2 separate regions of the Homo sapiens genome follow, and region 2 is linked to region 1. A link is a loop called in an ENCODE intact Hi-C map of the cell type or tissue named here. Cell type or tissue: Caco-2. All regions are shown on one strand. Each heading gives the region's core, and the rest is flanking DNA. Links, peaks and the distances in the headings are about the cores only.

Region 1 (12,965 bases), core at 1,650-9,649:
GGGACAGATATGGTTCTGTAATGAGACCTATACCAACAAACAGGATGAAAAGTTTGTCTCCCACCTGCTGACATTTCTTCACTTTTCAGACAGCACCAGTTGCCCTTGAAGCAGAAAACAGAGGTGAAATGAAACTAGCTCTCCAGTATGTCCCAGAGCCAGTCCCTGGTATGTAATGACTTTCTATTCAGATTTATGTCCTTTCCTTATCCCTCCCTTCTCACAGTATTTACTATGCGTTTTCAAAGGTGAGGCCCTAAAGAAACTTATCAAGTTAGTAACGTATAGACCAAATGAGTCTATTCACAGTTGTAAATAAGAAAATTCTTTTTTTGTTATTGTGGCAAAAAAAAAAAAAAAAGAAAACATAAAATCTACCATCTTCACCATTTTTAACTGTACAGCTTAGTAGTGCTAAGTATATTCACACTGTTGGGAAACAGATCTCCAGAACCTTTTCATCTTGCAAATCTGAACCTGTTTATCTATTAACCAACAATTTCCTTTTCCTCTACTACCAGCTTCTGGTAATCATCATTTTACTTTCTGTTTCTATAAGAAAGTTCTCATTTTTTTTTTTAGTTTAGTTTATAGTCATTAGGTTTCACCTCACTCTCCAAAAATTTGTATCTGCACAATGTGAATGGCCTGTATTCAGAATTTGTGTATTCCTGTGTTTGGAATTTGGACTTATTGATAGTGCTATAAGAATAGAACCTGAGTGTTCTTTTTCACAGGTGGGAATTAAGAGGACTCCAGAGAACTTAAAGCTCATTCACCCTCCACTCTCAGGGTCTCATTAAGAGATAAAGCTTTTCCCTCAAGATTATTAATTGCCTCCTTGTCAGGTCTTCAGCCCAGTTAAGGAGCAAGAGACTAGCAGGAAATGAATGCCAGCCAGCTCCTTGCTCCATTTCCCAAGCAAGTTCCCCAAGTTAGTCTCTTTAAGAATCTGTATGAATGTTATGGCTGAAATCAGAGGTTGTAAACTCAAATGCTTTCAGTAACCAGGCAGTGAAGCTAGTGAGATGGAAGAAATAATTGATGGTGAGGATAGTGACTGAACTAAAGAAAAGCATTCTGATGTAGTTTATACCGCCCCCCGCCCCCCAAAAAAGAAAGAATTAGAGGGCAAGTAAAGCATATTTTCAGGCTGGATTGCTGTCAGACTGCCACCTTTGAACTTCTGGATTTTCCTAAAAGGTAGATTCTTTTGCATATAATTTGTATCCTATCATTTAAAGTCAACATTCATAGAAATCCCATTTCCCTTTTTCCTTCTATCACTTGGTAGTAGAGGGCAGGGGTATTGTGTGTTGTGATGGGTGCCACCATGTCTGAATTTTTGTCCACGTAGTTTTTCTTCTTTGAAATGGCTTCCTCTTCTCCTCAACCTACCAAAGTCTTAGATGAAGCCCCATCTCCTCCATAAAGCTTTCCCTAACTATATTAGATCTCACTGATCATATCATCTTCTAGAACATTACAGTAATAACTTGGAGTTTCACTGTATATTACATTTTTATCATTTTATTTGAATTATTCTCTCCAACATAACTATAAACATTTCCCAAGGGCATAGATTATTTCATGTATTCTCTGTATATCTAATGATGTTCCTAGCATAGCATAGAGATGAGCTTATGATAGATCCTCACTAAGTACTGTTTGGTTGACTGATTGAGCTAACCCATTCAGAAAAATCTGGTGGCATTCCTCTGTTCGTATGAACCCAGCCTAGACAACAATTTCAGACTAAGCCAACTTCTTAGTAACTATCTGCCCATAATATTAACTATTACGTATGTACATACAGTATCCCTATAAAATGTTTAACCACTCTTGACTGGGGGTGGTGGCTCACGCCTGTAATCCCAACACTTTAGGAGGCTGAGGCTGGTGGATCCCTTGAGCTTAAGAGTTCAAGACAAGCCTGGGCAACATGACGAAACTCTGTCTCTACAAAAATTTAAAAATTAGCCAAGTGTGGTGGCACATGCCTGTAGTTGCAGCTCCTCTGGGAGGGCTGAGGTAGGAGGATCACTTGAGCCCAGGAGGTTGAGGCTGCAGTGAGCCATGATTGTGCCACTGAACTCCAACCTGGGTGACAGAGTGAGACCCTGTCTCAAAAAAAAAAGTATAACTACTCTTAAAAATGACTATACCTTAGCCAATACCTGTTTTGGTTACTTTATACCCAAATATGTTTTAAATGTCTTCCACTAGCACCAACTGATACTGGTATTAATGTTTGCAAGGTATATGCATTTCATTGAAATGTTTTGAATATAACTGTAAATGGATGATTCACATTCCTGGTGTTTGATTTTGTTGAATCAAGCAAAACCCCAAATGAATGATGTGCTAATGATGTAATACTTGGTACTTAAAGCCAATATGAATTATTTTTATAGAGCTATCGAGTTCAGTAAAACCAGATTATGAAGACTTAGTTAAGACTGTATAGATTTAATCAGTTCAGATGATATCATCAAATACTAGCTAGTATCTCCATGCCAGAACATTTTTAGGCTGACATCTTTGGACGCAGTATTGCCAAGGGAGAACTGGCAGTGAAAATTTTCTCTTCTTTTTCTATTGTAGGTAAAAAGCTTCCTACAACTGGAGAAGTGCACATCTGGGTGAAGGAATGCCTTGATCTACCACTGCTAAGGGGAAGTCATCTAAATTCTTTTGTTAAATGGTAATAGTATTGATGACTCTGTCTGCAACAGTTCTGTAGCCTGGTCTTTGCTGGTTAGTTTCGGTTCTCTATATCTGTAATACTGACTCATCATTCATAATTTAAATGAATTTACTTGGGATAATGGAGACATGAATTGGAGGAATCTATATCATGAACTCTCAAGGCTTCATTTGGCTTTAAAATCATAAAGTAAGAGGTCAAATGAAACTAGAGACCTCATACTCAATGTGTAATGTGTTCTAGGGAAAACATCTGTTGGTGAGGGCAATAATCAGTTCAAAAGAGTTTATTAAATTTCTAATGGTAAGATGTCACACCCCTTGACTCCTTTATGGAGCAGGGAGAATTCCTTCTCTCCTTTGTCCCACCTGTTTTGTGGCCTATTTGCAAACGGTCATTGTATGAGACTGCAGATATTTGGAAAATGATTTGCTAATCAACCCTTACTAAGAGCTTGAGACAGTTTGGGTTTTTAAGTGGCAAACTCTTCTCTCTGTTATACATATAAAGTGACTGGCATCTAGTAAATAATAACTAAACAGATATTAGTATGCTCTCCTAGTTTCTCTAATTTTATTTATATATAGTCTACCAGAAGACCAACTGTAGCTTTTTAAATATATGTGACATATATCTGGTACAGCGAGGTGTCTCACGCCTATAATTCCAGCACTTTGGGAGGCCAAGGCGGACGGATCACTGGAGCCCAGGAGTTCAAGACCAGCCTGGTCAACATAGCCAAACCCCTTCTCTATTAAATAAATAAATATATATGTGACATATATCTAAGTAGCATAGATGATATTATTTATGATTTTCCCTACACATTATCTTTATAGATGTCAGCTGGTAAGATTTTTTTGGCTCAAGTCAGCCTCATTCTAAGACCAAGTCAGTCAGTCACATTCTGAGACCATTCACAGACCTTCTTGCCTTGTGTTGCCACTTGTATTGTCTTATATTGCCACTTACAAGAGGCATGGTAGGTTAAAGTTCATTTAATTGTTATCATAAATGAAATGTAAGTGATTGTAAAAAAAAAATTACATAATTTATTTCCAAAGTCAAATCTAGCAATTTGGAGAGGTTTCTCTTCTTTTTCTATTCTGTATAACACAAATGTCTTAGGCTATCACAGCTAATCAGGATAGCCTGTGCTTGCAAATTTTAAAGGAATCCTCAAATGATTACTAGCATATTAAGCACTTACTAAATGCAGGCATGGAGCTAAGTGTTTTGCATATGTTATTTAATTCTAATTTTAGCCTTATGAAATCAGCATCACCATTCCCATTTTATAGATGAAGAAGCAAGTGTCCGTAAGGTTGAGTAACTTTCCCTAAAATGCATACCCAGGAGGTAGCAGAGTCAGGATTCAAACCAAGTATAGCTGACTCTAGGTCCAGAGTCTTTTCAGCATGATGTGTTCCTACCCCCTACCCCACTGTCTGCCAAACCACCACCACCACTATCTCTCCACATCTTTTCCTCCATTGTCAATCTTTAATAGCTGTGTTGTTATGTATTGAAAGCATGAATGTTCACTATCTTACTAAAATGCTCCCACAATCATGCCTCTTTTTGTAGTACCATCCTTCCAGATACAAGTAGGAAAAGTCGCCAGAAGACAAGAGCTGTAGGGAAAACCACCAACCCTATCTTCAACCACACTATGGTGTATGATGGGTTCAGGCCTGAAGATCTGATGGAAGCCTGTGTAGAGCTTACTGTCTGGGACCATTACAAATTAACCAACCAATTTTTGGGAGGTCTTCGTATTGGCTTTGGAACAGGTACTGTTTGCTACATTTTTAATTCTCCATGAGCCAAATTTTTCTAGAGATACTAGAGGTTTGTTTGTTGCTTTGCTTCTTCCCAGTGAAAACCGAGATATCCTGAAAACAGATATCTCTTAAGTATAGTGAAATAAATGAGTAAAGAAATGTCAGGTTGTATGCCAAGGGCTCCAGATATGAGGATTAACAGGGTGAAGTGTCTCTGCATATAGAGTTTAAGTTATTGTGGCAGTGGCAGGGACAGAAAAGCCTTCATCACTAGTCTGCCCTGCAAAAACATTTATGGTCCTTCAAGGCTAAATATATGCTTTGAGTAATAACAATAACATTTTTGGAGCACCAGTCACTGTATTAAATGCTTCATTTACATTATTTCATTGAATCCTCACAAGTCTATGAGGTAGTTACTAATGTTACCCCAAAGGAACTGATAGTCCAAGAAAGTAAGTAACATAGCTACAAAGTGGCAGAGCCAAGATTCAAAATTGAGTCTGTTAGACACTAAAGCCTTAGTCACACTAACCTAGAGATTATCTAGTGTCATCTCCAACCCAGTGCAGGAGTCCTCCCAACTCCCTTATTCCCTGATGAATTTTCATCTGGCCTTTACATTAACTTGAAGAAAAATCATTGCTCTAGGAATTATGGTAATGATTACAAACATGAAGTCACTCAGACAATTGAACAGTTCTTCCTTATGTTGAGTCTCACATCTGCCCTCCCAGTGAAGAAAGCTCCTCCTAGCTTCCACTGGTGGTTATAATTAGGGAATAACTTTCCCTCTTTCCCCTACCCCCAATGAGCTGTTTCTTTCTAAATGCAAAGCTTCCTTTTTTCAGGTAAAAGTTATGGGACTGAAGTGGACTGGATGGACTCTACTTCAGAGGAAGTTGCTCTCTGGGAGAAGATGGTAAACTCCCCCAATACTTGGATTGAAGCAACACTGCCTCTCAGAATGCTTTTGATTGCCAAGATTTCCAAATGAGCCCAAATTCCACTGGCTCCTCCACTGAAAACTACTAAACCGGTGGAATCTGATCTTGAAAATCTGAGTAGGTGGACAAATATCCTCACTTTCTATCTATTGCACCTAAGGAATACTACACAGCATGTAAAAGTCAATCTGCATGTGCTTCTTTGATTACAAGGCCCAAGGGATTTAAATATAACAAAATGTGTAATTTGTGACTCTAATATTAAATAAGATATTTGAACAAGCTAGGAAAATTGAATTTCTGCTGCTGCTTCAAAGAAAAAGCTGCCCCAGAGCATTAAACATGGGGTATTGTTAAGAAGCAAAATGTTCTTGTTTGCCATCATGTGTTTCACACCACAATTCTGTGCCACAGTTAAGAGGGTCTGGTACCCTTGCAGGACCTTTGTAGGTTGTGGGAAAAAGTCGCAGAAAGATACTCAAAGTGGAGCAGGGAATGGAGACAGACATCAGTGATGATAAAAAAAAAAATGGACCTTAAGAAACTATTTACTCTGTAATCTCTAATAAAATATGGAATTCCATATTAGGGCAATGAGACTGAAACTACTGGTGTTTTTCTGCCTTGAGAAAACAAACAGTTAAAACAAGCCTCAAATGTATTTTAGTGCCACCCACTGGCCATAGGTACAATTCAGTTGTTGGCTTGTTTTGACTTAATTCTAAAATAGGTCTCAAGCCTGTATTTTTATGAGTTTATTTTTTTAAAACCCTGCATATATATGATTGTTTTTCTTATAACTTTACTATATGAAAGCAGCATAAGAGTAGTCACAAACATGTTTTGCAACAAAGTTTTAATTAGAATGTAAGTTGCTCAGTTATACTGTTCTTCTTATGTATGTAAAATTTTCGTATTTTGTAAAAACCCTTAGAATAAATTATCATTTGATTTAAATTGTATTAGAAAATTAGCGTGACTTCTCATTTTAAATAAAATATTTTAGGAATTCTAAACATCTAAATTTCCTAACAAGGCTAATGAACTTCTTCTGGGCTAATGTTTCTGCAGTCTTCACTGCAATTCTGGGCATCATCTCCCCTAAGTGGGCAACTTTGGCTATGTTATTAAGAGTAGGATTTTTATTTTTATTTATTTTGTTTTAAAGGACATAGCAGATCTCAAGGATTTTTATTTTTTTTTAAGTAGTTAAAATGCTTTGGGGATGATTTTAGTATATGAAGCACATTACTCTCCCTTAGGACCCAACCAGCTTAATTTTCTGAAAACAAGCACTGATTTAATGTAGGTTCAAGAAAGCCTGAGTGACAGGCGAACATGGGATCTTACAACAAGCATCTCATAAATGTCATTGAAAACAACTAGAATGCTTGCCTGTTCTTCCTGAACAGATACTAGAACGTTCTACCCACTTGTCAATAAGAGTGACTAATCTAGGTCAATGCCCTTTCCATTGTCTCCTCAGGTCTTTTTTTTTTTTTTTTTGAGATGGAGTGTCGCTTGGTCACCTAGGCCGGAGTGCGCTGGCGTGATCTCGGCTCACTGCAACCTCTGCTTCCCGGGTTCAAGCAGTTCTCCTGCCTCAGCCTCCTGAGTAGCTGGGATTACAGGTGCCCACCACCATGCCCGGCCAATTTTTGTATTTTTAGTAGAGATGGGGTTTTACCACGTTGGCCAGGCTGGTCTCGAGAATTCCTGACCTTGCGATCTGCCTGCCTCGGCCTCCCAACCCAGGTTTTTTATTAGAGTGCTTAGTCTAGCTCTATTTATCATTCCCGCTCTGACCTTAAGGAAGGGCAAAATGAGCTAATTAGAGTCACGCTTCTAGAGCACAGCGGTAGAAGCACAAACCCTGTTCTGGCTTGTGCCAGATCATAGTACAAGCTACTTCCTCAGGCTTTCTTTCAGTTACCTGTAAAACCAGCATCCAGCCAGCTCTGGAGCAATAATGAGATTGGCTCCATTATCTCCCCATCTAGGACCAGGACTGCCTGTCTCATCCTATCCCCCGATCCCTCATCTTCAAAACACCAAAGTGGGAAATAGAACCCCCCACCTTCTTTGCATCTATCCACAGCACTTCTGACTGCCTCAAGAAGTCCAAGGAGAGGTTTCACATGAAAAAAAAATATAAATCATAAATTTAATCTTCCCTGGTTCAAAAGGAAGGCTAAGTGTGAGCTTCATGCTTTATAAAATGTAAGCACGGCTGGGTGTGGTGGCTCATGCTTGTAATTCCAACACTTTGGGAGGCTGAGGCAAGAGCATTGATTGAGGCCAGAAGTTCAAGACCAGCCTGGGAAGCATAGCAAGATCCCATCTCTAGAAAAACTAAAAAAATTAGCTGGGCATGGTGGTGTGTGCCTGTAATCCTAGCTACTTGGGAGGCTGAGGTGGGAGAATTGCTTGAGCCTAGGAGTTTGAGGCTGCAGTGAGTTTTGATTGTGCCACTGCACTCCAGCCTGGGAGACAGAAGGAGATCCTGTCTCTTTAAAAAAATGTAGGCAACTTGAATTCTTTAGTGAACTCAGGTTGACATGCTTTTGAGTCAGTGTAACTTTTAGGCAAAGACCCTCCTAAAACTTCAAAGTACATTTTTCTAAGCTAGAGGCATTCCTTGAACTGCATATTTTAGGGCTTTTTTTTTTCAGAAGCCCAACTGGTAATAAGCCAAAAAGGAGGATTTATTGGAAATATACTGGGTTAGCTCACAGAGTAAAGAAGTACTGCGGGAACCTAGGTTATTTTGGGGACTTGCAGGCTGGAACTAGAGACTCAGATGTGGTCTCTTTTCTTCAGGGAGTGAGAAATAGCACCTCAGCCAGGTTCAACATCACAACCTCTCAGCTAAAGCACTTCTCTTTCCTAGGTTCAGCTTGAGAGACCTATGGTGGAAACTGGCCAGGTCTGTGTCATATGCCCACCTATTGGACCATTCACTGTGGATGGTGTAATATGATTCACCTAGCCTGGGTAATGTGCCCACCCTGTGGCCAAAGGAAAATGGTTCATTATTAGAAGAATGGGATGTTATATAGACACTGGTGAAATCAAGAGCTAGGTATACATGCAATTTGTTTCTACCTCAAGTGAAAATATTTCAAAATACCATTATTTTTAAAAAGAAGTAAAATTTCTAAGGGTCACTGCTGACTCTTTTCAGAGAGGCCTAAATTCTTCCATTTACCCTGACTACTCTAGCTTCTAAGTGGGTGGTGAGGATCCTGGGAACTCCATGGACTTCTCACATGGTCCAGCAGTCCACCCAAAGCATGGTTACTGTTAGGCTAGGCTAGCTTCTTTCAGAGAGATGCCTACCACCCTTCTCCTCAGCTGTATTTTCCAGGGAACTTGCTTAGACATCTTTGCAGATCCCTGGCATCCATACTCACTATACAAGTAAAAAGCCCCAAATATCTCTTACCACTGTACTTTCATTCCCATTCTGCTTTGGGATTGGTCTCTCATCTACTCTCATCTTCACTCTCTCCCAGGCTTATTCACTAGTTTGTTTTATAAAAAAAAAAGTCCCCACATACTTGATTCAATCACAGACAATATATTCCCTCTATTTCTTTGGCTGGCTTTTTCCAAAAGAACTGGTTCTCCTTCAGCCTTACAAAAAGAAAGCTCACTCTCACACCCAGTACCTCAATCAGGATATGGGATCAGATTTCAGATCATTGCTCCTCTCTTTTCCTGTAAATGTTTCTAAGGATGTGTGTTGTCCAGTTGTATCAGGAAGGGAGTACAGTGTAATGGTTAAGTGACCTCCAGAAACAGGTAGCTTGGATTTGAATCTCAGTTAAACCACTTAGTAGCTGTGTGACCTTGGACAAGTTATCTAACTTCTTTGTGTCTCATCTGTAAAAGAAAAAAAGAAAGAAAGAAAGAAAGAAAGGGGCGACATTGTGCCTACTCTATAGGTGAAAATAAATGAATCAATATAGTGCTCACTTTTGACAGATAGCATTCTGTAAATGTTTGCTATTATGATTATTCCTTCCACTCATTCTTGTCCTCTACCATCCTTCTCAACTCATTCATTGATGACCCTGGCCCCTGGCTCCACAGCATATGAATGTTCATCAGACACCCTGGCTTCTTAGTTCCTTGACCTCCTCAATTTGAATATCCTTAACCTCTGTTCCTTTTCAGCCACACAAATCCATGAACTTCCTTGTAACTGAGAAGTTCCACCTTTGAAGCATTAAATGTAAACATCCCACTCTGACCAAAATCTCCTATGCTCTCAGCTTTCAGTTCATTATTCTGTAATATTATTTTTAAAAGTCATTGTGGACACCATCCCTCAAACCCCTATCAGTCACCTCCCACTATCACTCCTCTATCCAGTCAACCACTCTCTTGCCACTAGCCTCAAAATTTTTGCTTTCTTTTTTTTCCATTGAATACCCACTCACCAGCACTATTACAGTTCCCATCCCCACATAAATTCAGTGGAACTACCCTGTCCTTGGTGCAAACTGTGGCTGGAGAAAATCACACATCCACCCTGTCTACAATAGAAATGAGAAATAGATGGAGAAATAAAGAGTCCTTGTGTGTGGCTTTGCATCTGCAGTTTTGGTTCTTGAGGTTCTACCTAGTTCCTGCCTCTCCTGCTTTGACTCTATGAGCTCCCGCTGTGCACTTTCTGTGAGCCAATATATTTCCACTTGCTTAGCTAAATTGAATTGGGTTTCTATTAAAACAATCTTGACTAATATGCCCCTTCCATCCAAGACTGGTTTTGTATCCCTTCTTTGTGCCTTCAGTAACACCCAGTGTTTACCACTGTATCTTTGAAAAGAGTGATGTCTAATTTATCTATGATTACTTTAGCAGTGTTCACACTGAATTATTGTTATCCATTTATCTGTGTCTATCACTAAACTGTAATCATCCTGAGAGTTGGGACTTCATTCTTGGATATAATAGTTTCTCAGTCTATGTGAGATGAATGAATGAATGATCAAATGGACAAATGAAATGTGATCTAAGATCATGGGCTTTGGTATCAAAAAGATCTAGATTTGAATTCTCGCTCTATCACTTATTCTCTGGGTGGCATAATTTGCTTAACCTCTCTCAACCTTGGTGTCTTTGTTACCTGTAATTGATAAAATGTGGATAATAATGCCTACCCTTCAAGAATATCATTAGAATTAAGTGAGAGATGTACAAATAAATGCCCACTACCTAGAAGAGCTCTGTAAATGGTAGCTTTAAAAGGGAGGGAGGCATGGAAAGACTTAAAGATAAGTGGAGACGACTCATTGATCACCACAAGGGAGAGAATTGGTCACCTTGGATCTCTGGGAAGGGAATATATGGGATACTTTTAGGAGGGGAGCTAGAAAAAAAATGATTGAGCAAAGAAGACAACCACGGCAGAAAGGAACCAAAGTGATTACTAAACTAAGTTATTTGAGGACAGTGATCGTATTTATTTTATTAATATATTCTTAGCACCTAGCATTGCAAATAACCTTGCAAATGTTTACTGAATAAATGAATGAATATTGATTAGGATCTTATCAGATTCTTGGTCTTGATAAGTAATCTATAGATGTGTGTTATTTTAAATAATGTAAATATAAATTTAATAGAAATGTGTATTAAAATATATTTGCAAAAAAGAAATATAAGCTTTTTCAAATGTGGAAAATTTAGCTGAACATGGTGGTACATGCCTGTAGTCCTAGCTGCTTGGGAGGCTGAGGCAGGAAGATTGCTTGAGCCCAGGAATTCAAGACTGCAGTGAGCTATGATGACACTACTGCACTCCAGCTTGGGCAACAGAGACCCTGACTGGTAAAAAAACAAATGTGTATGTATCTTTTTTCCGTATTTTTCTGAATTCTTTTCCTCCTTTCAGGAAATATATTTTGTGAATTCACTTTATGATATCAGACAACCATATAATCAACAAATAAAATTTTCAATGTTTGTAAGACCCTTTTATTTAAGAGGACCATTCTAATTTTCTAGTCATTTGCCTTGAAAATAACTAGACGAACTCCATTTACGCATATGAAGCTTGAAATTTAAGGAAAAGGACAAGAGAAATGTGGGAAAATTACAAATAAGTTTAATTCACATTTTTAAAGTCTTTGGAATTCACTTTCACAAAACTTCAATATCCTACTGTTTATGTAGTTGTTAAAATTTCAGCTTAGGAAATTTCCCCAGTCTTCAATCTTGGTTTCCATATATAGACAAGAAATTCAGGATTTGAAACATGAGACCTTGATCTTTGACAGTGAGGGAAGAACCTGAAACTCTTCTTTCAGATTTGTTTCGCTCCCAGTGAAATCTGAAGCATTTAAAAATTCATCTCATATCTATAATGACACCCAGGGTTTTTCCTTATCATCATGACTTGGGAGATAGTAAATCTGATCACCAGAAACTGTGACCACAAGAATAGTCAACTCTTTTCCCTACCCTTAATTTTCACAGGATTGAAATCATCTGAATTTTAAGTTTTGTATTTTGCCTTTTTCAGTTGTATTTCTAACATAAGACTTTTCCATGCTATTAAAAATTACCTATAAATGTAATAAGTTCTAGTGGCTGTACAATATTTTTTGTATGAATATATCATAATTTTTGTAACCATTCCCTTTTTTTTTTGAAAACTTGGGTTTCCAACTTTTAGTTGTTACAAACCACACTACAATGAAAAGTTTTGAGCAAAATGTTTTCTTTCAGATTATTTCCTAAGCAAAGATCTCCGCAGAAGAATTACTAGTTCGGAAGCCATAAAAATATCTTAATTTCTCAGTACCTACTGTCAACTGACTTTCACCAACAGTTTAAGAGAGTGCCTATTTCAATACTCCTTTCTAGTCCTGGCTTGTCTTAAGAGAAAATTTTTTGACTAATTTGATACGTGAAATTATATCTTTTTTTTTTTTTTTTTTTTTTTGAGACGGAGTCTCGCTTTGTTGCCCAGGCTGGAGTGCAGTGGCGCGATCTCGGCTCACTGCAAGCTCCGCCTCCCGGGTTCACGCCATTGTCCTGCCTCAGCCTCCTGAGTAGCTGGGACTACAGGCGCCTGCCACCACGCCTGGCTAATTTTTTGTATTTTTTTGGTAGAGACGGAGTTTCACCGTGTTAGCCAGGATGGTCTCAATGTCCTGACCTCGTGATCCGCCTGCCTCGGCCTCCCAAAGTGCTGGGATTACAGGCGTGAGCCACCACACCCGGCCGAAATTATGTCTAATTTTAACTTGTATTTATTGGATCACTGTAGACGTTCAGTTCTTGGCCATTTTTGTGAATTTAATTGTTTATTTTTTAGATGTTAATGTTTCGTTGATATGTATAAAATATTTATTTAAAAAAGGTAGTGTCTGGGCTGGGTGCGATGGCTCATGCCTGTAATCTCAGCACTTTGGGAGGCTGAGGCGGGTGGATCATTTAAGGTCAGGAGTTCAAGACCAGCTTGACCAACATGGTTAAACTCCGTCTCTACTAAAAATACAAAAATTAGCCAGG
Region 2 (12,965 bases), core at 2,773-10,772, 85 kb before region 1:
TTTTAATATAAGAGCAAAATTTAGGTTGTGTGAAAAACAATTGGTGCATTGGAAGTTTAAAGGAAGTTAGAGATGCCTCTAAACTCCCCATAGAGAGCTCTGTGGAGGTGGTTAAGTTTTATGTGTTGATGCCCCCTCTCTCGACCTGCCATGCACACACATACACACACTCTCAAACTGGTAGTGCTGATGGTAGCAGAGGAGAGGTCGCTTCAGAATGTTTTTAAATTAATCTTTTTATTTTGAGACAATTGTAGATCACATGAGGCTGTAAGAAATAGTGCAGAGATCCGTGTACCCTTTACCCAGTTTCCCCTATGGTAACATTTTGTACAACTATAGTATATCACAACTCAGATATTGGCATAGACTTTTTCCAGTTTACTAATGTGTGTGTGCATATGGGCCTGTGTGTATTAAGTTGTATACAATTTTATCACATGTGTCAACCATCACTGGCCAGATACTGACCAGTTACACCACCACAGATTCTTTCCATTTGTTCTTTGATAATCACACCCACCTCCCTACAGCCTCCACAGCCCCCATCCCTAACCCCTATCAACCACTAATCTGTTCTTCATTTCTATAATTTTGCCATTTCAAGAGTGTCATATAAACAGAACCATGCAGTAGTGGCCTTTTAGGATTGGCCTTTTTATATTTAGCACAATTCCCTTGAGATTCATCCAAGTTGTGTCTATCAAGAGTTTTTCCTTTTTGTTGCTTAGTAGTATCCCACGGTATGGATGTACCAGAGTTTGTTTAACCATTCACCTGTTGAAGAGCACTGGGGTTATTTCTAATTTTTGGCTATTACAAATAAAGCTGGAATGAACAGGACTTTTTTAAACATAGTATTATGTAACATAGTCAGGTCTAACCTTAGGCAGAGCGTGAAGTGGAAGTCACTGTCATTCCTTCCTTGGGAATATTTTATTCTTTCATTTAGCACTCATTCAACAGGTATTTTTTGAGCTAGGCATTGTGCTACTTACATTCTACTGAGAAATAGATGAGTGAAAATCTGTTGACTCTCAGGCTTCATACATCTTAATATGTAGCTTCTTTGGAGGAAAACAGCCAGTCCAGACCATGAGCCTCATTTAAGCTCCTGCGGACTCTGATTGACCTTGAGAGTTAAAACTTGGGGAGTATACCTTCTTTAATTCTCCTGAGCCAACTCATATTTTCTGTAAGATTTCATGATGATTCAAATTCTCATTAAAAATCTTAAAAATTAGTGTTTTGAATTATTTTAGAAACAGAAATGGAAGAAGTTTCTGCAACAATTGTTTTAAGATCTGTTTTTCTTTTTATAAAACTGTTAGACAAGGATTTTTACTTTTAGGAAGATAGTAAACACTTTCTGAATAATAGTTAAGGGAAAAGGCAAAATCCCACTTTTCCTTCTGTTTTCCGTACCTGACGGGGGTTCATTTCTGGCTGTCCTGGGTCCAGCTGTGTTGCTTGCTTGAGCTCATCCTGAAACTCTGTCCTATCCATTTTGGTATTTAGTTAATGTCTTTTCATTTTAGTTTTGTTGAGAATTACAAAAACCTTTATCCTGAGGTGAAAGACTGAATTCCACAGAGGGGACCTCATTGGTGTTTTGCCTTCCAGCTCTTAGCTGGGCACTCAAGTCCTTTTCACTCAGCGACCATACATGGTTGTGGTTTCCATGTGGAATGGGTGTGGCATTTCTCTTGGCTCAAATTTCCCCTTTCTCACCTCCCACTTCTCCCTCTCTACCTTGAAGCCTCTTCTGATTGGTTTAATGAGAAATAATACCCAAATAAGAAGATACCGCATTAAATACATGCAAGTGCTGATGTGTTGCTGCCGGCAGCCACAGGCTGTGGTGTGAGTAACTAGTGATTCCGAGGATGAAAGAAATCAGTTTATAAATCTCAATGATAGGAACATTTTTTTTTCTTTACCCCTTACCAGCTCTGTGGAATTGTGGAAAGAAATTGAAGACCAGGATTCAAGATGATGTATTTTTTGTATAATTCTTTGCGTGTGTGTGAATGTTAAAGGCTGGCAATTTCCTATGCTTCTAATGTGCATAGATTTAATAAAACGAACATGTAATAAAGTTAAGCTGCATGATGATATCATTTATTTCCCTTGTATCTCAGCCTAAATAGTAGTGGCATTTGAAAGCCATTATGTTAGAGAATAATATAATTATGGACCCTGAATTTGAAGTAAAGCAATTCAGCCTTACTATTCTCCTTGATCTCCTTTGATGTTTACTTCCACTTGTTTTTCTTCTTCTCTTCTATCTAAGATGGAAGGAAGAAAACCAGTAAGACAGAGAATATCATATCTTTAGATGGGATTTTTTTTCTTCACATCTCTGTTATTTTACTTATTCTTTTTTGCAAGACATTAATGAGGTTTACCATAATTTTTTTTTTTTCTATTTTGGTGGCTTTGGTTTCCTAATGGGAGAATACAGCAGAAGGAATTTGAGGCGTTAGTGGTTCATAGCCTAGAAAGCTCTGTTTTCAAACCATTGCATTGCACCGTCTCTGTCATTAAATATTGCAAAGCATAGTCTCAGCTGAATTCACTGAATGTCTTTCCTGGGGGAAATGCTGCTTTTCTCCTCTGTCAGGGTCTCTAGAAAGGTGAGGGTTCTGCCAGGTTTAAGAAAGATGAATTTCCAGTTACCTTGTGAAGGTTGATTTCAGGACTCTGTTCTGGGTCATACTAGGAAGCCTGCCATGGGCACATGGCACGTGGTTGTTGTGGCCAAGTAATGCCCATCAGATAGGTAAAGACCTCCTCTTCCTGGGCTGCCTGGGGAAGTCCAGTCTGAGGAAATCTGTGGCCAGAATCTGAGCCAGAGATCAGAAAATGAGCCAGGCCACAGAGTGTGCAGGGATCATAGAGAAAGGAGCAAGAAGAGCCAAGGACTGAAAAATGTACAACCCAAGCCACCTGGAGAATGATTCTGTGCTTTGTGACACTTCTGTCCAAGAAGGCAGCATGGGGTGGAAGCACAGAGCATGGACACTGGAATTGGACAATCTGGCTGGAGTTGTGCTGCCATTACTAGCAGTTAACTGAGTAATGAGCAGTTACTTGGCCTCTCTAAACCTGTTTTCTTATCTGTAGAATGCTTACTTCATGTTGCTGTGAGAAATTAATGAGTTAATATATGTAAGGTACTTAAAACCGTGCCTAGAATATTCTGTTATGTAAGACTTTGATAGTCTTATTGTTTTTATTAACTAATATTAACTATTTTTGCCTAGTTTGCTATATACCATCAAGAACAAGGGTGTTAGGATATATGAAGAACCAGAGTTCTATATATAAAAATCAAAGTGTTTTATATGGTTTGGCTATGTCCCCACCGAAATATCATCTTGAATTGTAGTTCCCATAATCCCCACCTGTTGTGGGAGGGACTTGATGGGAGGTAATTGAATCATGGGGGTGGTTACCTCTATGCTGCTATTCTAGTGATAGTGAGTGAGTTCTCACGAGATCTGATGGCTTTATAAGGGGCTTTCCCCCTTTTGCTTGGCACTTCTCCTTGCTGCCACCATGTAAAAAAGGACATGTTTGCTTCCCCTTCTGTCATGATCGTAAGTTTCCCGAGGCCTCCCCAGCCACATGGAACTGTAAGTCCATTAAACCTTTTTCCTTTATAAGTTACCCAGTCTCGGGTATGTCTTTATTAGCAGCATAAGAATGGACTAATACAGTGATTTGGTACTGGGAGTGGGTTGCTGCTGTAAAGATATCCAAAAATGTGGAAGCGGCTTTGGAACTGTGTAACAGACAGAGGTTGGAACAGTTTGGAGGGCTCTGAAGAAGAAAGGAAAATGTGAGAAAGTTTGGAACTTCCTAGAGACTTGTTGAATGGTTTTGACCAAAATGCTGATATTGATGTGGACAACGAAGTCCAGATTGAGGTGGTCTCAGATGGAGATGAAGAACTTGTTGGGAACTGGAGCAAAGCTCATCATGCTTTGGTAAAGAGACTGGTGGCATTTTGCCCCTGTCTTAGAGATTTGAACTAGAGAGAGATGAAACTTTGAACTTGAGAGAGATGATTAGGATATCTGTAAGAAGAAATTTCTAAGCGGTAAAGTGTTCAAGATGTGACCTGAATGCTGTTAAAAGCATTCAGTTTTATGTATTCACAAAGATATGGTTTGGAATTGGAACTTACGTTTAAAAAAGAAGCAGAGCATAAAAGTTTGGAGAATTTGCAGCCTGACTGTGTGACAGAAAAGAAAAAACCATTTTCTGGAGAGAAATTCAAGCTGGCTGCATACATTTGCATAAGTAATGAGGAACCAAATGTTAATCAGCAAGACAATGGGGAAAATGTCTCCAGGGCATGTCAGAGACCTTCACAGCAGCCCCCCCACCCATCACAGGTCTGGAGGCCTAGGAAGGGAAAATGGTTTCCTGGGCTGGGTCCAGGGCCCCCCTGCTGTGTGCAGCCTCTAGGACTTGTTGGTGCCCTCCATCCCAGCTACTCCAGCCATGGCTTAAAGAGACCAAGGTACAGCTCAAGTTGTTACTTCAGAGGTTGTAAGCCCCAAGCCTTGGCAGCTTCCACATGGTTTTGAGCCTACCAGTGCACAGAAGTCAAGAATTGACGTTTGGGAACGTCCACCTAGATTTCAGAGGATGTGTGGAAATGCCTGATGTCTAGGCAGAAGTTTTCTGCAGGGGTGGGACTCTCATGGAGAACCTCTGCTAGGGCAGTGCAGAAGGGAACTGTGGGGTTGGAGACCCCACACCCAGTCCCCACTGGGGCACTGCCTAGTGGAGCTGTGAGAAGAGGGCTACTATCCTCCAGACCCCAGAATGGTAGATCCACCAACACTTGCACTGTGTGCCTGGAAAAGCTGTAGACACTCAATGCCAGCCTGTGAAAGCAGTTGGGAGGGGGTGCTGTATCCTACAAAGCCACAGGGGTGGAGTTGCGCAAGGCTGTGGGAGCCAACCTTTTGCATCAGCATGACCTAGATATGAGACATGGAGATCTCAAAGGAGATCATTTTGGAGCTTTAAGATTTGACTGCCCTACTGGATTTTGGACTTGCCTGGGGCCTGTTGCCCCTTCATTTCTGCCAACTTTTCCCATTTAGAATGGGTGTATTTACCCAATGCCTGTACCCTCATTGTATCCAGGAAGTAATTAACTTCCTTTTGATTTTACAGGCTCATAAGTATAAGGGACTTGGTTTGTCTCAGATGAGTCTTTGAACTGTGGGCTTCTGAGTTAATGCTGAAATGAGTTAAGAATTTGTGGGACTGTTGGGAGGGCATAACTGGTTTTGAAATGTGAGGACATGAGATTTTGGAGGGGCCAGGGCAGAATGATATGGTTTGGCTGTGTCCCCACCCTAATCTCATCTTGAATTGTAGTTCTCATAATCCCTGTGTGCTGTGGGAGGGACTTGGTGGGAGGTAATTGAATCATGGGGGTGATTACCCCCATGCCGCTGTTCTAGTGACAGTGAGTCAGTTCTTACAAGATCTGATGGTTTTATAAGGGGCTTTTTCCCCTTTTGCTTAGCACTTCTCCTTGCTGCTACCATGTGAAGAAGGATGTGTTTGCTTCCCCTTCTGTCATGATTGTAAGTTTCCTGAGGCCTCCCCAGCCATGCTGAACTTTGAGTCAATTAAACCTCTTTCCTTTATAAATTACCCAGTCTTAGGTATGTCTTCATTAGCAGCATTGGAATGGACTACTGCAGTGTTCTTCCTATTCTCTACTCACCACAGCGCAGAACACTTCTGTACCCCAGATGTGCAGGGGTTTTCCCCACACATACCAAGCAAGCAATCAGTTCTACAGCAAACACCAGCTGGGTATCCTCTAATTCAATTCAATTCTGACATTGCCTAACTGAAGATAGCATCAGATCTCACAGGCTGAGGGCCCAGTCCCACAAGACTGTCCCTAATTCAGATGCCAATCGCAAGTAATAGGTTGTCACCTATATTTCTGATTGACTGACTGTAAATTGGATTTCTCACTACTCCTTTTTTTGGGTTTGACTAATTCACTAGAATGTTACAGAACTCAGAGAAAAACTTTACTTGTATTTACCAGTTTATTATAAAGGATATTGCAAAGGATATGGATGAACAGCCAGATAGAAGAAATGCATAGGGCAAAGTATGGGAGAAGGGGCATGGAGCTTCCATGTGTTCAGCTAACAAGAAGCTCTTCAAACCCAATCCCTTTGGGATTTTATGGCAGCTTCGTTACATAGGCGTGACTGATTAAACCAATGGACACAGTGATTAGCTTAACCTTTGTGCTGGCAGGGACCTCTCTTCTCCCCAGAGACTGGGGCTTTGGACTGAAAAGTTTAATCATGCTTTAGTCTTTATTGTGACCAGCCCCCATTCTGAAGCTACCTAGTGGCTGCCAGCCACCAGTTATCACCTTAGCATACAAAAGACACTCTTATCACTCCAGAGATTCCAAGGGTTTTAGGAGCTATGTACCAGGAAAAGAGAACAAAGATATTTCACAATATCACAGAGAGACATTTCATTTGGTGGAAAATTATCCTACTCTTTAGATGAGCATAAGCACTATTGAAAGAATGACTGTTGCTTGCTTGACTACAGACTTTGGGATGGTTTTACTCTGGGCTTTGAAATGCAATAAGAGGTATAGGGCCATAGTTCATTGTAGACAAATTCTGCTGTGGCCTGAATTGTCTTCTTTCACCAGTGTGAGTCACAGCATTTTATCGTCAGAAGGAGTCTATGTGAGAGATCATCCTTTTTAGTTCCCTCACTTTGCAGATGAGGAGATAGAAGCTTCAGAAGGTTAAGTGACTTGCCCAGCATCACATAGCAAGAGAGAGAGACTGAGCTGGGAGCAAAGTTGACCTTGCCTAATCCCTGGACAGTGTTCTTTCTCTAGTACACACCAGTTTTCTAAAATCATGGCCCCTCTCTTCAGTGAGATGTACCTAACAAGTCTTCTCACACAGTATGTCCTTAGGAAGTATTTACTGATTGATCTTTGTTGATTAAAAATTTATAAAATGACTGTTTTTCTTCTTCTGAAACTGAAGATTGTTTTACCTAAATATTTTCAGTTTTCCATGATAGTGTGACCTTTTTTAAGTCCTACTTCTGCTAGGGAAAAAAAAAAACACTTGATGAGTTTTATCTGTTCCATATGTTTATAGCTTTTGAAATGAACATTTGAAATTCCATTATGTCAGTTTGTAGATAGTAACTTATATCTATAATATATCCATATATACACATATCTATACACAACATAGTAATTAAGAGCACATATGGAGGTGAAATTATTCTGCTTCTCTGAACCCAGTTCCTCTTTTGTGAAATAGGAATGATAATGACACTTTCCTTACAGTGTTGGACTGAGGATTTGGGGAGATAGCCCGTGTAAGTGTTCCAGACTGGTGGCTCTTCATAGAAATAATAGCAATAGCAATAACTTCACATGTAATCCTGCTGTCCCCCTCCCAATAAACAACCACATCTGAACCAAAATACCCTTGTTAGAACACTCTTCTATGGCAAAGGGATGCCTTATTTTACTACCTGGGGATGAGGATCCTGGTTTTATCATCACTTAGCAGCCACCGAGCCTAATTTTCTATGTAATAATAGGTCAAGAGGTTTTCACGATTTCATAAATTGGTTGCAAATGACTGAGAACTAAATGTATAGTAGTTTTTATGTATATAGATGTATATGTTATATAATATATATAGTATAGTACACTACAGAATATATAGATTCTATATTTTGTTTTTATTTTATTCATGTATTTGTTTCTTGAGACAAGGTCTGGCTCTATCACCCAGGCTTGAGTGCAGTGGGGCAATCTCCTCTCACCGCAACCTCTGCCTCCCAGTCTCAAGCCATTCTCCCACCTCAGCCTCTCAAGTAGCTGGGACTACTTGGCATGCACCACTACACCTAGCTAATTTTTGTATTTTCTGTAGAGATAGGGTTTTGCCACGTGGCCCAGGCTGGTCTCAAACTTGTGAGCTTAAGTGATCCGCCTGACTCAGCCTCCCAAAGTGCTGGGATTACAAGTGTGAGCCACTGCACGCCCAGCCTTATTTTAAATAGATAGTGCATGCATGTGTCTATGCTACTCCTCTTCACTAAGCTTAGACATTGTTAGGCACTTGCTCAAGGATAAGTCTTCAAGACTTCAGTGGTGCATGTCTACAGGTCTTGCTGCCTTCTGTTGAGTTGCTCAAGATGCCAGAATGGCTGAAAAGATGCTAGAACTGGTTCTGCTTTCTAACTTGGGAGCTCTGCTTCTCTTTGGTCACTGCATTCACTCTGCAATTAGTACCGGGTACTGTTGTGATGGAAAAGACGGTTTAAATTCTCTTTGGTAGAAAGTCACTTTCAGCTTCGAGTCCAAACTCCAAAACCACTCCTGGGTAACACTATCAAATAGTCCTGGGCTCTACCCCATCCCCACTGCTTGCTAATTGCTTTGGGGGGTGAGGGGATGGGGTAAGGGTGAGGGAGGATTGTTTAATCTTATCATAACCTACATTGTATGAATTACACCTGTGAATTTCATCTCAGAACCCTTGGTGAAATTGTTTGAAGTGTTACTTGATGAAAATAAATTGGAATCTGCAGGTTGACTAAAGTCTCACTAGTAAGAAGACCGGCCGGGCATGATGGTTCCTGCCTGTAATCCCAGCAGTTTGGGAGGCCGAGGCGGGCAGATCACCTGAGGTCAGGCGTTGGAGACCAGCCTGGCCAACGTGGTGAAACCCCATCTTCACTAAAAATACAAAAAGTAGCCTGCATGGTGGTGGGCACCTGTAGTCCCATCTACTCGGGAGGCTGAGGCAGGAGAATCACTTGAATAGGGAGTCAGAGGTTGCAGTGAGCCGAGATTATGCCATTGCACTCCAGCCTGGGCAACAAGAGCAAAACTCGGTCTCAAAAAAAAAAAAAAAAAAAAAAAAAGAAGTAAGACCTGTAATTCTGGTAAGTGAAACCTTAGGATTCCTATGACCTAAGTTTTACTCTTCTTGTGTCTGAAGCCTACTCTGTTAAGGACCTCTACCTGATTCCAGAGTCCCAATTCCTGTTTTTTGGTAGTTTTTTTTCTTTTTCTTTTTTTTGGCAGGGGGTGTGGGTTGGGGGGGGATTAAATCCCATTCTTTTAGTGTACAGAGCCTGGGCCTGTTTTATAATCCCTTCTATAATTTTGATGCTTTATCTTCACCTTGAAATCTTTTCTAGCCATTCCCCTCCTCTCCCTTCGTGCCTCAGAAGCAGGTTCAGGGTGCTCATTAATTACATTCTTGAGTGTTGGTAGCAATGAATGCAGTCTGGGAAGGTAGGCTTGCTGTACAGGCATGTGATAAGTCACACCTGCAGAGAGGAATACCTTGACTAAAAGGCCAATTAGCTCAGACACTTTTGGTAATGGTCAAGAGTGCCAAGATTAGTTGTTTTCACCTTCACTCAGTGGTACAGATTACATGTTCTTAACCCCATGTTAGCCCTCTTCCTGATACTTACTGTTACTGCCAAGGGAAAAGTAGGGCTTGGGGCCACCCATTTCTGCTACCAAGAAAAATACTCAGAGCATACACATGCTAATTACTGAGGTGACTAAAGAATGTCCACTTCTTCAATGAAAGACAATGCTCTTTTGTGTATGTAGGAAAATAGATGTCCTTTTGTTTTCCTGTACTCCACCCTCTCCAAAGCTGTACTATGCTGTCTTCTGCATTGAATTCAGTGAGTTGGCATGTGACTTGTCTGAATCTTTCCCCCTGTCCAAAGCTCAGGTTAAGTCTTACCTCACCCTGGTTTTTGCCCTGATCTCTTCACTACCCCTCTAACCACAGAGCTGACACTTAAATACACCCCATTGTCTTACTCCATTTTGTGTTGCTATAAAGAAATACCCGAAGCTGGGTAATTTATTTTTTAAAAAAGGTTTGTGGTGATTCCTCAAGGATCTAGAACTAGAAATATCATTTGACCCAGCAATCCCATTACTGGGCATATACCCAAAGGATTATAAGTCATTCTACAATAAAGACACATGCACACGCATGTTTATTGCATCACTATTCACAATAGCAAAGACTTGGAACCAGCCCAAATGTCCATCAGTGATAGACTGGATTAAGAAAATGTGGCACATATACAGCATGGATACTATGCAGCCACAAAAAAGGGATGAGTTCATGTCCTTTGCAGGGACATGGATGAAGCTGGAAACCATCATTCTCAGCAAACTATCACAAGATCAGAAAATCAAACACCACACGTTCTCACTCATAAATGAGAGTTGAACAATGAGAACAGATGGACACAGGGAGGGGAACATAACACACCGGGGCCTGTTGCGCGGTGGGAGGCTAGGGGAGGGATAACATTAGGAGAAATACCTAATGTAGATGACGGGTTGATGGGTGCAGCAAACCATGGCATGTGTATACCTATGTAACAAAACTGCATGTTCTGCACATGTAATCCAGAACTTAATAATAATAAAAGGTTTATTTGGCTCATGATTCTGATGGCTGGGAAGTTCAAGATTGGGCATCTATATCTGGTGAGGACCTTCAGCTGCTTCCACTCCTAGAGGAAGGCAGAAGGGGAGCCAGCTGTGCAGAGATCACTTGGCAAGAGAGGAAGCAAAGGGTGAGAGAACTGGGTAGCTCTTTTTAAAACAATCAGCTCTCAAGGGAACTAATAGAGTGAGGACTCACTCATCTTCTGAAGGAGAGTATTAATCTATTTGTGAGGGATCTACCCCCATCACCAAAACACCTGCCATTAGGCCGTACCTCCATCATTGGGATTAAATTTCAATATGAGATTTGGAGGGATAAACATCCAAACCATAGCACCCATTGCTTTTAGTTCTTCTCTTCCTTTACAAATGTGTTCTCAGCTCTGTCACTTAACACCTGTGTGATCTTGGCTAAGCCACTTGACCTTGCTGAACCTCAGTTTTCATATCAATAAAAGGGTGGGCTGGGCATGGTGGTTTATACCCGTAATCCTAGCACTTTGGGAGGCTGAGGCGGGCAGATTACTTGAGGTCAGGAGTTCAAGATCAGCCTGGTCAACATGGTGAAACCCGTCTTAGTAAAAATACAAAAATTAGCCAGGCGTGGTCGCACATGCATGTAATTCCAGCTGCTCTGGACGCTGGGGCAGGAGAATCACTTGAACCCAGGAGGTGGAGGCTGGAGTGTGCCGAGATAGCGCCACTGTACTCTAGCCTGGATGATAGAGTGGGACTCTGTCTCTAAATAAATAAATAAATAAATGGGGGATTATGAAGATACTTATTCCTATCCGCTCTACCTACCTCCCAAGAAGGGTTGTGAAGAGTACGTGTGCTACAGTACAGTGTAAACCCCCAACATTGTACAAATGGGAGCTATTATTATTGCTGTGGGCCAATATGTTCTTCACAACAGGAACCAGGTCTTAGGACTTAATAGTTGTACCCATTGTGCCTAGCTTAATCCCAAACAGAGGATACTGTCATTCAGGAAGGAGGGAGGGAGGGACAGAAAGAAGAAAAGAAAGACTTTTGTTAGGTTTTATACCCTATTTTCCTAATTATTCTCTCCTTCACTGTAGTGATGTCTTATGAAAAGTGTTTAGTTTCTAAAAAGGCTTTGCACTGGGCAGCAGGGTGACATTTTTCTCCAGTAGTCTGCCTATTCATCTCTTTCTCCCTAAGCTAGCTTGGTGATGGTGTTGGCATTCATTTTGTCATTTGATTTTATGTCCATGAGAAAAAAAAAAACAGGAAGGCACCTGAGAGATCAGAGTCCAAATGCCTCATTTTACAGGTGAAGTCACCCAGAGAGGTGAGTGAAACAAAGAGTTTCAGTTTTCAGTAGCAGAGCGAAGACCAGAACCCAGATCTTCAACTGCTCTAGGCAGGGCACAGGCTGACCCTAATTAATGAAGTACTAATGATCATTTGTGCCTGCCTTTGGAAGGGTTTAAGGTTTGATTAATACTATAAAGCTCTTGTCCAGATCAGTGCAAGGATTTTTGTTGTTCATGAGGGTATAGGAGAAATAGATTTGCTGATGCTATAACCTCATACTTCCTGCTTGCTCTCCACACTTTGAGTTTATTTATATAAGCTTCTAAATTGGGATCACGTAAAAAATAAAAATTCCTTTTTAACTGGTCTCATTTCACATCAAGTTTAACAACATTCTATCTTGCAAAGCTCGGTATTTGGGGTGTGTAGGGGTTTGAGGGAAACCCCAGCTCCTGTTTGCCTCTTGGGGTTCCTTTGCAGGGCACTGTGTACCTGGCCTTTTCTTCCACCTTTACTGCTGCTCTTCCTGTTATGTCAGAACTTTGGAGCTAGGTAGACCTGAGTTCAAATCCCAACTGTGTTACTTGGAAGCAATTTGAATTTAATGAAGTCCCTTAAGATCCATGAACTTCAGTTTCCTCATTGATAAAATGCGGGTGATGGTGCCTACTTTGCTGGTTTGCCTTATGGTGTAGAGAAAATGTGTGTAAAGATTAAAAAAGGTATTGGAGAAAGATTAAATGTCAGTTCCTTCTCTAATTCTTCAATAAAATTCAAGTCCTACCAATTAATTGCATTAATTTAGTTTTTTATTTTCTATAATATATGCACATAACTTTTAATGTTATTAGTAGTGAACAAGGCTTTTTGGTTTTCTGTGTAATATCACATTCTTTCTTGCTGGCTTTCATCTGAATTTCCAGGGCTTGAGATTTTCAGAAAGTTTAGTGTATAATTTATTCCTTTTAGAGATTTTCCTTCCTCTTGGTAAAAGAAAAAACCACATAGCTGGACATCATTTCTAACTTTGAATTGCCTTTTTAAGAACTATGGTTTAGTTGGTTTAAAGAGAGGTTTTTCAGGGACAAATTTAATATATATTTTTCAGCTCTGCAAAGATTACATTATAAAT

Evidence for each region. A loop is a pair of places that touch in the nucleus more often than their neighbours do. Peaks named below come from ENCODE experiments on the same cell type or tissue, not always from the same donor. Only the 100,000 strongest peaks of a DNase experiment are listed, where the experiment ranks them.
Region 2: it touches region 1 in a loop (4-fold over the local background); 3 of 110 quality-filtered maps call a loop at or near these places.

What each region holds. Positions count from the first base shown.
Region 1 is chr11:85,687,718-85,700,682 of GRCh38, reverse strand. It overlaps SYTL2 (synaptotagmin like 2), which reads left to right. Exons shown (of 20, transcript NM_206927.4): 17 at 90-168; 18 at 2,605-2,704; 19 at 4,295-4,500; 20 at 5,343-6,454. The coding sequence ends at 5,488. Among named protein-coding and RNA genes, the nearest start is that of CCDC89, 8.0 kb to the right of the region's middle. In Caco-2, for the core only: a CTCF peak has its summit at 6,103 (motif pointing left); no DNase peak of the experiment used is centred there.
Region 2 is chr11:85,773,830-85,786,794 of GRCh38, reverse strand. All of the region lies in intron 1 of SYTL2 (synaptotagmin like 2), which reads left to right. Among named protein-coding and RNA genes, the nearest start is that of SYTL2, 31 kb to the left of the region's middle. In Caco-2, for the core only: no CTCF peak of the experiment used is centred there; DNase peaks (open chromatin) are centred at 4,959, 6,344 and 6,791.